Linked DNA regions of Homo sapiens: region 1 is linked to region 2. Evidence: chromatin loops called from intact Hi-C (ENCODE). Cell type or tissue: IMR-90. All regions are shown on one strand.

Region 1 (8,000 bases), 210 kb before region 2:
CCCAGACCTCCGGAGTCTGCCTTCACATGCAGGATGTTTGCGTGACCTGTAGGCAAACTAACATTTGGAAAGCATTGTCCAAGAACATGAATAACCACTCAGTCACCAAACACAACAGTATTTTCTGAAGCCGTCTCCTCAAGTCATTTGTTTTGTTTTGTTTTGTTTTCGAGATGGAGTCTCGCCCTGTTGCCCAGGCTGAATTGCAATGGCATGATCTCGACTCACTGCAACCTCTGCCTCCCAGGTTCAAGCAATTCTCCTGCCTCTGCCTCCCGAGTAGCTGAGATTACAGGTGCCCGCCACCACGCCCGGCTAATTTTTGTATTTTTAGTAGAGACGGGGTTTCGCCATGTTGGCCAGGCTGGTCTCGAACTCCTGACCTCAGGTGATCCACCTGCCTCAGCCTCCCAAAGTGCTGGGATTGCAGGTGTGAGCCACCACGCCCGGCCTCTCCTGGAGTCATCTGTCGTTTGCAGGACTGGCCTGTGAGTGGCCGTCATATTTGTGAGTTGTCGCCTCCTGAAGCTCCCCGTCCTTTCTGGGCTACTTTTCTCAGTGTGCTGCTGCATTGCACGCTCTGTTGCTAAACATCTACTTATTCCTCCTCTCCAATTCTATTTTTTTCTATTTTCTATTTTCTATTTTTTTCAGTTAATAATAAAATAATAAAATCAAAAGCTTCCACAATTGTCCAAGGGCATTTGACTTCTAAACCACTGCCTCTTACTCTGCCGCCTGTCCCAGCTGTCCACAAGATGTCTCACCCGGAGGCGGTTGGCAGCGCAGGCTCAGCATTTCCCACATGGAAGGACCCCGTTCCTGTTCCATCACCTGCGTGAAAAGTAAAGACCCCCATTCCCGTTCCATCGCCTACGTGAAACAGAAAGACCCTGTTCCCGTTCCATCGCCTTCCTGCCTGAAGTCACCGAGCTTCCTAACCCCTGATTCTGCTGAAGGGCTCCCGCATTCTGGCCTGGAAACGCTGTCTCATTCCCTGCGTTTGCTTGAGTCCTTGGCTTGGTCCCTCGTAGGGCATTTTCTCCACGAGCCTGGGTATAAACCTCTGCAGGAAGCCCCTTCCCAGCCCCCACCTGGATCACATCTCTGTAACTCTCTGTGTTTCCATTCTGTCTGTAACATGAGCACAGAAATAGGTATGGGACCCTCATTTGATGCTCAAAGAAGAACATATAACTGGAAACCTTGTCAAATGCTAAGTATTTTACACTTTCATTCCTGGTGTACTGTGAGATGTTTCTGTCTCTGCTGCTGCCACCGAGTTCACGTGTTTCTGGGTGGCTCCGTGCATCCCGCAGGCTGCTCACTGGGGCCCACCATGCAGGGGTTGATTCTGTTGTACCAGATCACAGAGGACAGGGATCGAGCGCCCCTCATCCTCATGCATCTTCAGTTCTCACCACGGAGTCGCACATCGCATTGACTGCTCTGGAAACTCAGCACCCAGCAGTGTCTGTAGATAGAGACTTTCCCGAGCCGGGATGTTTACAGCAGGGAGCAAAGCAGAGGGGTCTCTGTTCCCATGTAGATGAAATCTAGTGAGGGGGTGCAGCAAACATGCATGTAAAGTTGATAAATCTCAAAAGTAAAAAACTCCATGAAGAACGTAAAATACAGTGACTTGCTGGAGGGCGAGGGCAGCCAGGGCCCTGGTGGAGGCTGCAGGGAGAAGGCGTCCGAATGAACACCAAGCTCTGGGGAGGAGCCAGGAGAGGACGAGAGGAGGATGGTGAACCAGACAGGGCAGGGCCTTGAGAGGGAGCGGAAGGAGGAAGGTGGGAAGAGCAATGAGGACAGGGAATGGCAAGGGAGGAGGGTGGGAAGAGCAATGGGGGAGGGAAGGGCAAGGGCAGGCCTCAGGATGGGAGCTGGAGCGTGTTCAGGAACCAAATTAGAAAGACCTGCCTGGAGGTGCCAGGGGGACCCGAGCCAGAGCACGTTGGCCTCTGAGCAGTTCTTACTCCGAGTCAAAGGACCACTTGCTTCCTCAGGCTGAGTGCGAGCCCTTGGTCAGTCGTCCCGGATTTGGATGTGCCAGGAGCGCCTGGATTTGGGAACTGGCCCCCCACCACTGTTTTCTCAGTCCTCCAAGAGTGGCTGATGTGGGAGGAGGCTCAGCGAGAGCTTTCTGGACACGAGTAGGTGTGGGGCAGTGTGGACTGTGGGGTAGGAGGGGTGGGGGGGCAGGGAAGCCAGGTGTGGGCACTCAGGGCTGAGATGCGCTGGGACACACACACCCAAGTGTGTGCAGATGTGTTTAAACTCGATCCCCACCAGGTTCGACAGGTTCCTCCACGTCTCCTGTCTCTAACACTTCTTGTGTTGGTGAAAACCAGCCCCTGTAACCTCTGGAGCTGCTGAGATGCAGCCTGCTTCCAGACAGTGCCATAAAGACATTCCCCGTGCGCCCACGACGTTCTCTTAGTGACGTGTGACACCTGTGACACAGCATCCTCGCACTTACTAGCCACAGAGCAGTTGAGGCTGGACCTGGCTTGTTCCGGCCCTGGGTAGAATATCCTCCTATTACCTGCTGCCCGGAGCCCAGGTTCTGTCCCGGGTGTGGCTGTGACTCTGTCATGGTGAGCAGAGACTGAAGATGGGTGTGACCTGAAAGAGGTGGAAAGTTTGCCAGGAAATCCGCCCATCACATCATCAAGTCACTCCCGTCCAGGCTGCTCAGGCCTGTCCACAGCGCTCCTCGGAAAGGGACGCTCCGGGCTGTCTGTGTCCCCTTCCTCCCCCGCTCTCTCCTCATCTGCACGCTTTTCTCTCCTCCCCACATCCCGTCTCTCTTGGTTCTCCCTCTCTCTTTCTTGGCCAGCTTTCTTCTTGCCTTTTCCATTAAACTTTTACAAATTCCTCCCCTCCCTTTCCTCGTACTTTATCCATTCATGACATGAAACTGCAGAATGGTGGCATATTCTGTATTTTTCAACAAAGTTTAAAGAGGCAGCTTTTAAATTTAAAATTAAATTACTGGGTGTTTCATTTTTCTCAAGGGAGAGAAAAAGCTGCATTCAGTGATGTTTGGTAAAACGTCTCTTATGACTCTGCCCCCACCCTCCACCGTGCTCTGGGGGCCTGTGGGGGTCTGGAGTGCGCGCATCTCCCCATCCGAGAGCCGCAGGGCACCAGAATCTATAGGGAAAGTGCTTTCCGGCCCACGGATGTGTACGTAGTTCTGCACATTTTTTGCTGTCTCTGGGAGACAGGCCTAATGATCCACTCGGTAGATGGTGGCAGCCCTCACGCTATGGAGAAAGCATATTGTGCTCAGTGGACTGAGCTTTCCCGGCCAGCGCCCTGGGAATGCAGCCCCAGTGGAAACTCCTGTGAGAACTGTCCGCACTTTTCTCTGTCTCCTTATTTTGTTTAGCGTCGTTTGCTTACCGTTTAACTATTTAAGACTAGATGATGACAAAATTTTGATAAATTCAAGGTATACTTTGCCAATGGTGCAAGCAAAATCGCACTCACCACCCTCAGTGCCCCGAATATCTACATTTTCGCCCAGCTAATAATTAGTTTTGAGAAAATTTAGATAACTTGGTTCTCCCATTTCCTTTCTCAGACTTTTATAATTCACTTAAGCATTCCTTTTAATAGATCGCTTTTCAAATATTCTCCTGATAAAGCAGAGCTCCCTGCGGCCCCAGGTCAGCAGGCAAGTCCCTCGCAGCGGGATCCGCGCCTGCCTGGCGCCGCCGCCGCCCTGGGCGCACGCAGCAATTTCACTGTGGGCTCTCCGTCCTGGCGCAGCTGTTGCTTTGGACTTAGTTTTTGCTGAAACTTTCAATTTTCTACTTGCGTATGGTAACATATCATTATTCACCACCTTATGATTTCTAGTTTGTTCAAAATTTTTGTGGAGGTAGCTCAGTTTTGACGCTGTGTTTAGGGCCCTGGGGGGACAGGGTTGCACCCTCAGAAGACCGCCTGCCCCGCGCAAGGCTGGGTGCCTGCAGGCGCCCTGCCGCCCACGGAGATGATGCAGTCCCTGGAGCATGCAGGCCGCCCCGTCCAGAGCGTTTTATCAGTTCGTGGGTCAGACGAGGAAATGCTTATGACGTGACTGGAAAGCCATGGAATGAAGCCGAGCTCCCTTCGGAAGGGAAAGCTGGGAAGAAAAGTGACAGGCAGCTGGGAAAGAGCTTGGGAAAAGCCACGTCCTAAGCGTAGAGAAGGGGCCACCTGAGAACCAGCCTGAGGCTGGGTGGTCTCCGTGGCAAGACCCAGGGGGCCTGGGGGTTCTCCAACAGCCCCTCAGGGAGCCCGTGCCAGCCGTGCCGAAGCGTGACCAGGGGATAGTGAGCACCCCACGAAGCCGTTCTGGTGGGAGAGACACCCCGACCCCGTGGCCTCATCTGCTGACAGTCAAGCCTCCAGCCCGGAGATGCGGCAGGGCCTGCTGGCGGCACAGAACCGCTGGGGTGGCGCCCGGATCCCAAGGCCGTGGCCCCACGCTGCGCCTCGTCTAGGGGGCTCTTCCTCATCAGCTACCTCATGGGGCCCCTCCTAGTAGCTGAAAGTGAAGGTGATTCATCTACATGGGTCTGCGGATCTGCCTTAATACTTGCAGTGAAACACACTCCTAAGTCAGGTGTCAGAACTATTCCTAGATTTAACTCCCGGGACGTGCAGCGTGGCATGCACGCTGACATGATCCTTTTTCTGAAGGCCCGAGCTGCCCAAAACCCGGCCCTCCTGCTAAGATGGGGTTGCACCCGCGGGGTGACTCCACCGTCATCTCTGCTCCGCATCTGCTTAGGGCTGTGTGTGCCGGCGCTGCACTGAGACGCCACACACCGATGTCGCTTCATCCCCCACACTCGCGTGCACAGGTGAGGAGTGAAGGTGCCGGTGGCCGTACGCTGTGCCCAGGCATTGCCTCGCGTCAGGGAGCCCGGGGCCGGGCACGGTGCGCAGAGCCCCGGGATTCCACGCTGCTCTTAGGAAGCCCGCCTGCCGGGGCCGCAGTGGAGCTCAGCCTCCGTCCAGTGTGAGGCCTTGGGCCGCCACTCCTTGGAACTGTCTCAGGGCAGTTCCATCATCAAGGGATGCCGAGTGATGATGGTGCCCCAGGCGTGTGTCTTTCTAGAAGGGAAAGCACATCCACATGAAGTCATGTCCGCGGCGTGCTCTCAAGAAGCATTGCTGGGCCCTCTGCTGCCCTGCCTGGGAGCGCTTCTGTGAGCCCTGGCTGGGCTGGGCTGCTGTCCTGCCGTCATTTGCCCTGTCCTTCCTGGACCCAGCCCTCATGTTCAGGCCCCTGAGATGTCCAGAGCAGGGCTGTTTCTGCTGATTGCAGCCCTGTTTCTGATTCCTGGGCCTTGTTGTGATGAACTGAAATTGACAATCCAACCTGGAAACCTCTGCAGTCTTCCTGACCAATCAACTAGACTAGAGCTCCAATCCAGGGATTGATTATCCGTTCTCTTCCCCTACTTCCCCATTCTCGGACGATTTTCTTCTCTAATATCTTATAGGAGGCAAAGTTACAAACAAAAATACTTCCACCAAGAACTCTCTTACTTTCCCCTTTTTTCAGCTTTCCTAGGGGACGCGCCCGCCCTCTACCAGCCCACCTCATGAACAGAGGCAGAAGTGTTTCTGCTGTACGGTAAAATCCTGTGGTGTGTGCAATGCAGGGATCTTCTCAAAGTCACTGTCCCCCTGGAAACTGCAAATCAGTCACTCCATCCCTTACAGGGCATGGACAGAAAGCAAGTTCTCTAAAGCCAGGCAAAGCAGAAAGCTCTAGAAACAGACCAGGAGACAAGACGCCTAGATAAACCTGCTACTCAGGTTGCTGGCTAAGAGGGTCACTGCTAGTAGGAAAAGGGAATCGTCGTCTCTATGTCGCTAAGGGCTCATCTTCATGATCTCCAAACCTCCCCTATTCAAATTCACAGGGAGACAGAAGCAGGTTTGTAGGCACAGTTTCAAGCTCTCTGGTCCAGACATAGCTCTAAGGCCTACCCAGGACAGTGTGTGCAGAAGATGTCCTGGTGGCAAAGCCGCAGCACACAGGGAAGTGCCTCTGTGATGAAGACACTGCTAGAGCACAACCCACAGCCATGGGTGCCAGAGCCACTGAAAACAGCACACCTGCTGCCGGCGGGGGAGCTGACGCCTCAGTGGATAAGGAGAAGACGCATTTCAGTTTTACACTGATTACTATCTCACGCTGACTGTGAAAGGCTTTCCGTGCCATAGAGAGCATCCCCACTGCCCACAGGCTTGGGAGAGATGTCAGGGGCTTCACCAGACAGTGCCTGGCAAGGCAGGTGATGATGACTCCCTTTGAGGGCCACAGCGGGTGCAGTCGGTCACTAGCACATGGTGGCCAGGCTCTCATGCACTCTAAGCCATCACCCTTTCAATGGCCTCAATGCAAGTTCCTGTGTAATTCAAGGATAAAGTGCAGGAGGAGGCTTTGACCCACCTGCACTGTGTCAGAGGAAGGGGAGCTTCTGCATAGAGGAGTCAGTTCCCAGCAGGCAGACTTGGCAAGCTTTACAATCTAGGACTAAAAGCCACACACACACAAGGAATATGCAGTCAGGAGTTTTAAAAGAAAAACATTTGTATCCAAAGACACAAGTGAAATAAGACACTGACTATTCAGTCCCCTAAATTTCATTCTACAGTTGGAAATGTACAAAGCAAACCTGGCTCATTTTATATAAAATTTATCTTCTGTGAACTTTGGGTACAATCCCACTACCAAAGGCATTCCACTGGACCTGGATTGAGTACGTCTCTATCTTTTAAGTATTAACCTAAGAAATTGTGGATACACCCCACACCTAACAGAATCAACCAAGAGAAGCAGCTTTGGTGACAAAAAGGGAGCTCACGATGAGGACAGCTGCATTCAGCACCCACAGATCTTTGGCTAGCCTGAGCACTGCCTCAGGGCACAGCAGGAAAACGCTGGCAGGTTGCAGAGCCCAGCTGTCCACCCCATCACCATGGACGGCCCCATATATAGGCAGATTTGAGAGGGGTGGATCAGAACTCACCAACAAACTCTTCATGGCATGAATATTGGAAAAGGTACTTCTAATTCTGTGAAAGAAAAAAGTTCTAGAATCCTCCTAAGTTAACATGTGCTGATAATACGCAAGTGACTGTTGAACTCATACCGCCCATGTATATATAACATAGAAAAGTAAATCATCATCATCATCATAACTTAGAAGGCTTACTTCCAAAATGTGAGCACTACTCATTTCTGTTAATATAAGGCCATCATAAGCAGAAAATTCATTTTTGTTATTTTTTTAAAATAAAGATTTAAACTGAGATTTCCCTTATGATTTAAACCAGGGGTTCCCAGTCCTGGGAGCATGACTAGTACCGTTCCATAGCTTGTGAGGAACTGGGCCCCAGAGCAGGGGGTGAGCAGCAGGTGAGCAAAGCTTCATCTGTATTGACAGCCGCTCCCCATGGTTCAAGTTACCCCTTGAGCTCCACCTCCTGTCAGATCAGCGGCAACATCAGATTCTCACAGGAGCTCACATCCTCTTGTGAACTGTGCATGCGAGGGATTTAGGTTACGTGCTCCTCATGAGAATCTAATGCCTGATGATCTGTCACTGTCTCTCATCACCTTCAGATGAGACCATCTCATTGCAGGAAAACAAGCTCAGGGCTCCCACTGATTCTACATGATGGTGAGCTGTATCATTATTTCATTATATATTACAGTGTAATAATAATAGAAATAAAGTGCACAACAAATATAATGCACTTGGGCTGGGTGCGGTGGCTCCCGCCTGTAATCCCAGCACTTTGGGAGGCAGGTGGATGGCCTGAGTTCAGGAGTTTGAGACCAGCCTGGCCAATATATGGTGAAACATTGTGCCTACTAAAAGTATAAAAATTAGCTGGGCATGGTGGCGGGCACCTGTAGTCCCAGCTGCTCGGGAGGCTGAGGCATGAGAATCGCTTGAACCCGGGAGGCAGAGGTT
Region 2 (8,000 bases):
GGGGACTGAGGGGCCTGCCTCATTACGAGCTGCACAGGAGGGCTGAGCTTGCATTAGCAGCTTCTCCCTCCAGTGCAGGAGAACGCATTAAGATTTACGGTTCATCTGAAAGTAGCTTAGAAAGAAACCATATGCTCTTATCATCTCTTGCAGAAGTTGCAGACAAGTTATTTAAAAATCTCGTTTTCTTAAACTGTCTTTATTGCAAAGAAAAGAGCCTCTGGGATCCACTTCAAGTAGTCATTGTGGAGGGTACAGCAAGCCAGCCCTGGGCTAAGCATTTACCCCACTAATTCACCACCACAGCAAGGTGGAGATCCTTGAGTTTTTGCCTGTGTTTCACAAATGAGGAATCCGAGGAGCAGAGACCTGAAGTGACCTGTCCAGGACACAAGAGTGAACCCGGGGACAAAGCCAACCCGCTCTGCTGGGGCTAGTGCCTTTCCACACTCCTCTGTTTCTATATTTAAACCGAGTGAAAGGAGACATGGAAAATACATTAGCCCATTTGGAGGTGAATTTGATACACTCTCATTTGTCATAGAGGGTAGAAAAAGATGGAAAAGAGAAACGGGCTGGTGGGGAGGAGGGAAGAGCAGAGACCAGGGCCTCAGCCCAACCTCCATCCGCTTCCCACTTTCTCTCCCTGTCCCTTTCCTGGAGGCCTTGCTTGCTCCTCACAAAGCTGTCATTCTTATGCCTTGCATGAATTTGGGTATTTTAACTTGTCTATTAAAAATATAAATCTGGCCCCATATATATGCTTAATTAATATTATCATGTATCCCCTTCAAAATACTCTGTGGCCAAAGTTTGTGCCCTTTTATGCAGGATCGGGAATGGATTCCCTAATAAATGTCTTGCATTTTTCCCATCACAAAATGTAGTTAAATTAGCGTCTCTTCATCCTAATTTTATTTCTCCATTTGGACAAAGCATCTTCACTTCCAACAGCTGAGCTTTTCAAAGATATTTATTTCTGTGTAGAATTAAAAAAAATTGAATATTACCATTTCTGAAAATAAGTAACTCAAAACTTTCCTTTAAAATTATTGCAAAAGTTTCATAAATTCAGTTAGATATATGCTTAGGGAAAATACAGAGTTTGAAGGAATTTTTAAAAGACCACATATTCTATAATTCTGTTTATATGAAAGTTTTAGAACAGGCAAACCCATGGAGACATCGAGTAGATTGGTGGTGGCCAGGGACTGGTGGAGGGAGGTGGCAGGCAAGAGAATGGCTGCTGACGGGTATGGGGTTCCTTTCAGAGTAAAAATGTTCTAAAATTACCTTGTGGTTGTGGTTGCACAGCACTGAGACTATACTAACTGGCATGTACGGTTTATTAATTATATTTCAACAAAGCTATTAAAATATTCAGTTTCCAAAAATATATCAGTGCATGTAATTGCAATATGTTTAGATCTACCGGAATTTAATGAAATCTAGTAAGTAATGTCTAGTTAATACACTTCCATGGGGATTTGCATTTTATATGTGTTTAAGTTACTCTTCTGAATTTTTTTTTTTCCAGTTCTTATCAATGCTTCACAAGGTTGGAATTCCAGCTGTTAAACTTACTATAGGCCAGGTGCAGTGGCTCACGCCTGTAATACCAGCACTTTGGGAGGCCAAGGCGGTCAGATCACTTGAGGCCAGGAGTTTGAGACAAGCTTGAGCAACATGGCAAAACCCTATCTACACTAAAAATACGAAAAAATAATTAGCTAGGTGTGCTGGCATGTGCTTGTAGTCCCAGCTACTTGGGAGGCTGAGGCAGGAGAACCACTTGAACCCAGGAAGTAGAGGCTGTAGTGAGCTGAGATCACGCCAGTGCACTCCAGCCTGGGCAACAGGAATGAAACCCTGTTTGAAGAAAACAAAACAAACAAAATCCAAAAAACTTACTATGTAGCCTTGGGCAAAGTGACTTTTCAAAGCCTTGTATTCTTTATTCTCAAATAATACAACCAGCACCTCCCCCATTACACACATACACCGGTGTACACACACACACAGACACACACAACCAGCACATAATTCTTTTTTGCAAAGACTTCTTAGAAAGATAAAAAAGAGATAAGTACTAGTTTTTCATACATATGTATGCTATGAGAACCAGTCAATAAAATAAAACAACAAATAATATACATTGTAGCTTCTTAAGAATCTTCAGCTTTTAAAGTCCCAAGTCTTTCCAGGGCTCCCAGAGCCCCAGTGACTCCTCACCAACAGAGATGGGATCCCGGAAGAGCCGGGATCATGATTGGAGGGAGAAAGATACGGAGACCCCAGTCTGTGCCAGAAGAATTTCCTGAATTAACGTTTTTATCAGGATGAAGTGTGGATTATCAAGTTTGTTAGAATAAATGGTAGGTTTCGGTGATTCTTTTAAGATGAAAATTGATTAGGATTGGGTAAAGCCTGTGGTGTGATCTTGTAAGGTTTGTGGACAGAAGACAAGAGTTTCGAAGTGAGCCTTCACAAGAACATTGCTACTTGGTAAATGAACTTTTTGCTCAGATTAGCAACATGTTGTCCTGATAGAGAGAAGTTTGCACAGATAAACAAACTGTCTTGATAAACTGAGTTATAGGAATGCCTTGAAACAAATATTAGAGTTTCATGCAAAATGTCACTTCATGTTTGAGTAAAATTACACAGAAAACCAACGTATATGTCACAAGACACTGATACCAAGAGTCTGGCTATCGCACAGAGACAGTGAGACCAAGCCTAGGAGTGATTCTGATTGTCAGAATGAGCCCCATTGTGAGAATATCAAACCAGAAATTAGACTCATGACAAGAAGCCACTAGGGATGAGCTAGTGGCTCATAATAGTAGGGGGAGGAACATTATAGACACCATTGCTGAGAGGCAGCAGGTGCCTGTTAACAGAAAAGAACCATACGTAGGCAACATGCCAAGAAAATGCCCAGGAAAACAGGGAAGGAAAGCCCCCAGATTCGAGGATGACACTCTAGAGCCAGTCATCTGGCACACTTGCAGTGGGTATTGGCGGAAACTTCACTTCTCACAATTTTCTCTTTCTTTTGAAATAAGTTGTCTTCATCTGCGTAATTTGGGTTCTCCAGAACATCATCTGCTCTGGTACATTCCTGACTATCTTTGCTGTAAATGTTTCTGACGGGACAGGGGACCAGGTGTTGTACCTGGGTGACATAACTCTCAGGTTAATTGTGGACTAGTGGCCAAAAGCAAAGTATGGTCTTCCTTCCATGTGAATCTAGGGCATGTTTTTTCTTTTCATCTTTTCTTATAAGACAACATTTCCAGGTCTTAGGTCTAGTGGAAGCTGCTTCGGAGCCATGGAGAAAAGGCAGCCTGCGCTGATTGACCATGAGCCTAAGTACACTGCATGAACCTTTGGAAGTACCTCTTCTATGTCTGCCTGAAGTAAGATAAAGTTGAAATTTTGGGGTAAATACTTTGCATAATGGCGAACCTGTGATAGTTTCACATGGTGAGAGTTTATAGGGCTCTCAGGGAGTGTGGACTCATGAGACTAGTGTGACATCTTTACCAGGGAAGCTACGCCAGATGCTTTGGATGGCTTTAGCTCTGTGGTGCCACTGGATGCCTCAAGGTTCTGAGCAGGCAGAAGGCTTCTTTCAGAGCTCTTCAGTGACAACTCCAGCAAAACTAGAACAATGAATTCATTCTTTACATTGGGAGCCAGCATAATTATGCTTATTTATATGTTTGCTTTCTCTACCATACAGTCCATAAATCTCCAACCAGTAAAACTCCAAGTAAATTCTGAGAAAAATTAAACAATGACCAGGACACAGTCAAAACTCATTATACAGTGTAGTCATATGAAATTCAAAAAGGGGCCCAGGTTCTGTGTGTAGAGGCTCGGGCTCCTGTGCTTTTTCCATTTTTCAGTTTTATCGGTGTCATGCTGTTGACCTGTAGACGTGCTCCAGGGTTGTGTTCAGCAAGTGTGGCAGTGTCCTCACTGGTATTGATTGAGTGCAGTGGCTGAGCCTTCTTTGCTGTCTGGGTAAATTATGTAAAATCATGTGCAAGCTTCTATTGGAGGTCCTCTGGCACCACCAAGTGGCTGGCCTGACAGCTCCCAGCCTGCCCGGCTGAGTTCCCCACCAGATTCACACTTCTCTTCTCTGATTCTGGAGCAACATTTCTGAGTTGTGTCATCATTTGTAATCAGTTAGATTCATTTGTCACAGTCATCCTTCTAGTTTGAGATTTCCTCAAATCCTAGTTGAGTTTTTATTTACTTTGCATACGATAAATTTGACTTTTTAGCTTTTCCATGTCTTTCCACAACACAGAAATGCAGTCAAAAATCTTCCACCCACTACCACACAGAACAGTTCCATCACTCATCAACCCATCCCCAAACCCTTAGAAGCCCTGCCCCCTTTTCCGTTCCTACATTTTTGCCTCCTCCAGGATGTTATATAAGTGGAACATGTAATATGCAGCCTTTGGGTGCTGCCTTTTTCACTTACCAAAATGCAGTTAAGATTCATCTACATCCTGTGAGTCGGTTACTCACTCCTTTCACTGTTGAGTAGCCTTACGTCGTGTGAACACACCACAGTCTGTTTCTCCACTCGTGTTGAAGGACAACTTGGTTGTTTCCAGTTTGAGGTGTTATGAATAAAACTGTTATAGACATCTGCAAATTGTTTTTTGTGTGAACACAGTTTTCCATTCACTTAGATAAACATCTAGGACAGGACTTTGTGGGCCATGAGATGATTGTATGTTTATCTTTATAAGAAATGGGCAATCTGTGATCCAGGGGGTGTGGACGTCCAAGTAGAATACTACTTTTGTATTCCCACCAGCAATGGGAATTCTTGTGGTTTCACATGCCTATCGACATTTGGTGTTGTCAATTTTATTTTAAGCTTTAACTTTAGTAGTACTTGAGGGTAATAGGGAGAGAGAGAAAAAATTCTGGATATAAGTACTTTATCAAATATGAAATTTGCAAGTAATAGCTCCAAGTCTGTGGCTTGCTTTTTTACCATATTTACAGGTCGTTTGCAAAGCAAACACTTTAAATTTTGTTAAAGTCAAATTTTAAAAATTCTTCTTTCATTGAGCATGCTTTTGGTACTGTATCTTAAAACTCACCACCAAAACCAAAGCCATGCAGCTTTTCTGTTATGTTTTTTTTCTAGAAGTTGTATGGTTTTGCATTTTACATTCAAATCTATAATCCACTATGAATTAATGTTTGTATATGGAAAAGGTATATATTGGTCCTATTTGGGACATTTGCATATCAAATGTTCCAACACAATTAACTGAAAGGATTCTCTTTCTTTCCTAACATGACTTGTACCTATGCCAAAAGTCACTTGTCAATATATGTCTGAGTCAATTTCTCTATTCTTACTTTTGTTCCATTGATTGCCTATCCCAGTGCCAATGCCACATTTTATTGTTTACTGTCACGTTATAGTGTCTTAAAATCAAGTTATGTGAGTACTTTACTTTTGTTGTTTTGTTCATTTTCCAGAATTTTGTTTTGTTTTTCTTGCAGAATTTTTGTGATTATTATAGTTTCTTTGCCTTTCTACATGAATTTTGATTCAGCTTGTTGTTATTTACAAAGTAGACTTGCTGGAATTTTATTGAGATTGCATTGCTCAAATCAGGGAAAATGGGAGAATGGACATCTTTGAAATATTAAGCCTCAAATCCATGAAACTGCATATTTCTTCATTTACTTAGATATTTCTTCCTTCTTTCATCAGTGTTTTGTAGTTTTCAGCATACAGACGCTGCACCTATTTTGTTATATTTATACCTAATGCTTCATTTATTTTAGTACGATTTAGTGCCTTTTAAATAGTATTGTGTATATTTGAGGTTTACAACATGATGCTATGAAATATAGATGGTAAAATGGTTACAGTGGTGAAACAGATTAACATATCTATTATCTCACATATTTTTTGTGACAAAGGCAGCTAAAATCTACTTATTTAACAAAAATCCTTAACATGGTATAATTTTATGAAGTTTGGCCCTCACGTTGTGCATCCAGTCTCCGGAACTGTTGTCCCACCTACCTTCTATGATATTTTGATCCCTTTGACCTACATCCCCCCATGTCCTCTTGCAACCCCCACCCATGGAAACACTGTTACACACTCTGTCTCTGTGTGTTTGAGGGTTTTTAAAAAAATATCTCACATATAAGTGAGATCATTCAATTGTTTTCTTTCTGTGTCTGGGTTATTTCACATAGAATCATGTCCTCCAGGCCCAGCCATGTTGTGCAAATGACATTTTTTTTAAAATTCAAATTCCAAATGTTCATTATTACAGGTAGAAACATTTTTAATTTTCATGTAAGTTGTTTCCTTTTGGGCATAGAGATGTTTGTAATATTACTGATTTTAGGTGTTTCCTGATTTCTATTACAAGCACTTAGTACTCTACATTTCCCTCAAAGCACTGCTTAGCTGCATCCTGATAATTTTGATATATTGTATTTTAATTTTTGATTCAAAATATTTTTAGTTTAGTGTAAGACTTCAGTTTTGACCCATCATTCATTTAGAAGTGTGTTGTTTATTTGCCATATATTCAGAGATTTTCCAGATATATTTTTGTTTATTTTCAGTTAATTTCATTATGGTTTCAGAACATACTTTGCTTGTTTTCTACTCTTTTTTCATGTTTAAGGTTTAGTCTATGGCACAGACTATCAGCTATCTTGGGAAATATTTCAATTTAAAGATATACTTTGCTGCTGTCTGGAGGAATTTTCTATAAATGCCAATAATAATTAGTTAATAGCATTTATGGAATAAAAATAGGACATAAGATTAGTGATCTTCTGTTTGGCAAAGTTTTCTTAAAGAGGACACAAGAAATTATACATTATAAATTTAAAAAAATGAAAATTATAATCTTTTATTCTTCAAAAGACATCATTAAAATTATTTAATAGACTGAAAGGAAGTATTTGCAAAATAAATATCTGAAAAAGAGCTTTTGTTCTGAATATATAAATAATTTATAACACAATGGTAAGAAAACAAACAACTCAGTACATTTGTGGACTGAGTTGGACAAATATTTTAATGGATATTTCAACAACAACAACAACAAGAAGAAAAGATGCACAAATGGCAAATCAGCAACGGAAAAGATGCTCAACAGTACTAGTCTTTAGGGAAAAGGAGGTTAAAACCATAAGAGCAATACCATTGCACTCGTGTGAGAATATCTAATATTTAAAAGTATGACCATAGCAAACGCTGGTGAGGATGCAGAGCAATTTCAACTCTTATACACTTCGGCTGAGAATGTAAACCGTTTTGGAAAACAGTGTGGTCAATTTATAAAACATTAAACATTCACCTACCATATGACTCAGATATTCTACTCCTAGAATTAATACATTTGAGACCCAAATTTTTGGATACAAATGCTCATATCATTTTTTATTTTTAATATAAAAATAATATATTAAATAATATATTAAATATATATATTAAATAATATAGAAAATAATATAAATGTCTATTAGCAGGTAAATGGGTAGATAAATTGTGCTGTGCTCATGCAACGGGCAACGACTCAGCCATAAAAAGGAACAAACTACTGGGGGACGCAATGAGTGGACGATGCACCCAAAATTGTCAGGTGAAATTAAAGCAGCCAGGTTAAAAGTAAGAAAGAGCATGCACTGCAAGACTCCATTTACATGAAATTCTGGAAAATGAAAACCATTTTACAGTGGCAGAAATCAAACTGACAGTTGCCTCAGGACAGGAACAGAGGGAGGAATGGACACCAAGGAACATGAGGAAGCCTTTTGCTTACAGAAACACATGTTTTCATGGGAAATCAATATGTCACTGTATCAGTATTCATCAATATATGCAACTTATTTTACAGCAATCATACCTCATTAAACATAAGATGAAATAAAGACATTTCAAGTCAGAGAAGAGTTGATCAATTTCCTGCCACAGA

The links. A loop is a pair of places that touch in the nucleus more often than their neighbours do. Peaks named below come from ENCODE experiments on the same cell type or tissue, not always from the same donor. Only the 100,000 strongest peaks of a DNase experiment are listed, where the experiment ranks them.
Region 1: it touches region 2 in a loop (4-fold over the local background); 4 of 110 quality-filtered maps call a loop at or near these places.

Annotation. Positions count from the first base shown.
Region 1 is chr6:169,164,169-169,172,168 of GRCh38, reverse strand. No RefSeq gene overlaps it. Among named protein-coding and RNA genes, the nearest start is that of LINC01615, 5.2 kb to the right of the region's middle. In IMR-90, no CTCF peak of the experiment used is centred here; DNase peaks (open chromatin) are centred at 4,068 and 6,528; H3K27ac peaks cover 3,967 bases.
Region 2 is chr6:168,953,162-168,961,161 of GRCh38, reverse strand. It overlaps LOC105378146 (a long non-coding RNA gene), which reads left to right. Exons shown (of 4, transcript NR_136250.1): 2 at 3,303-3,422; 3 at 7,923-8,000. Among named protein-coding and RNA genes, the nearest start is that of LINC01615, 210 kb to the left of the region's middle. In IMR-90, a CTCF peak has its summit at 4,086 (motif pointing left); a DNase peak (open chromatin) is centred at 4,091.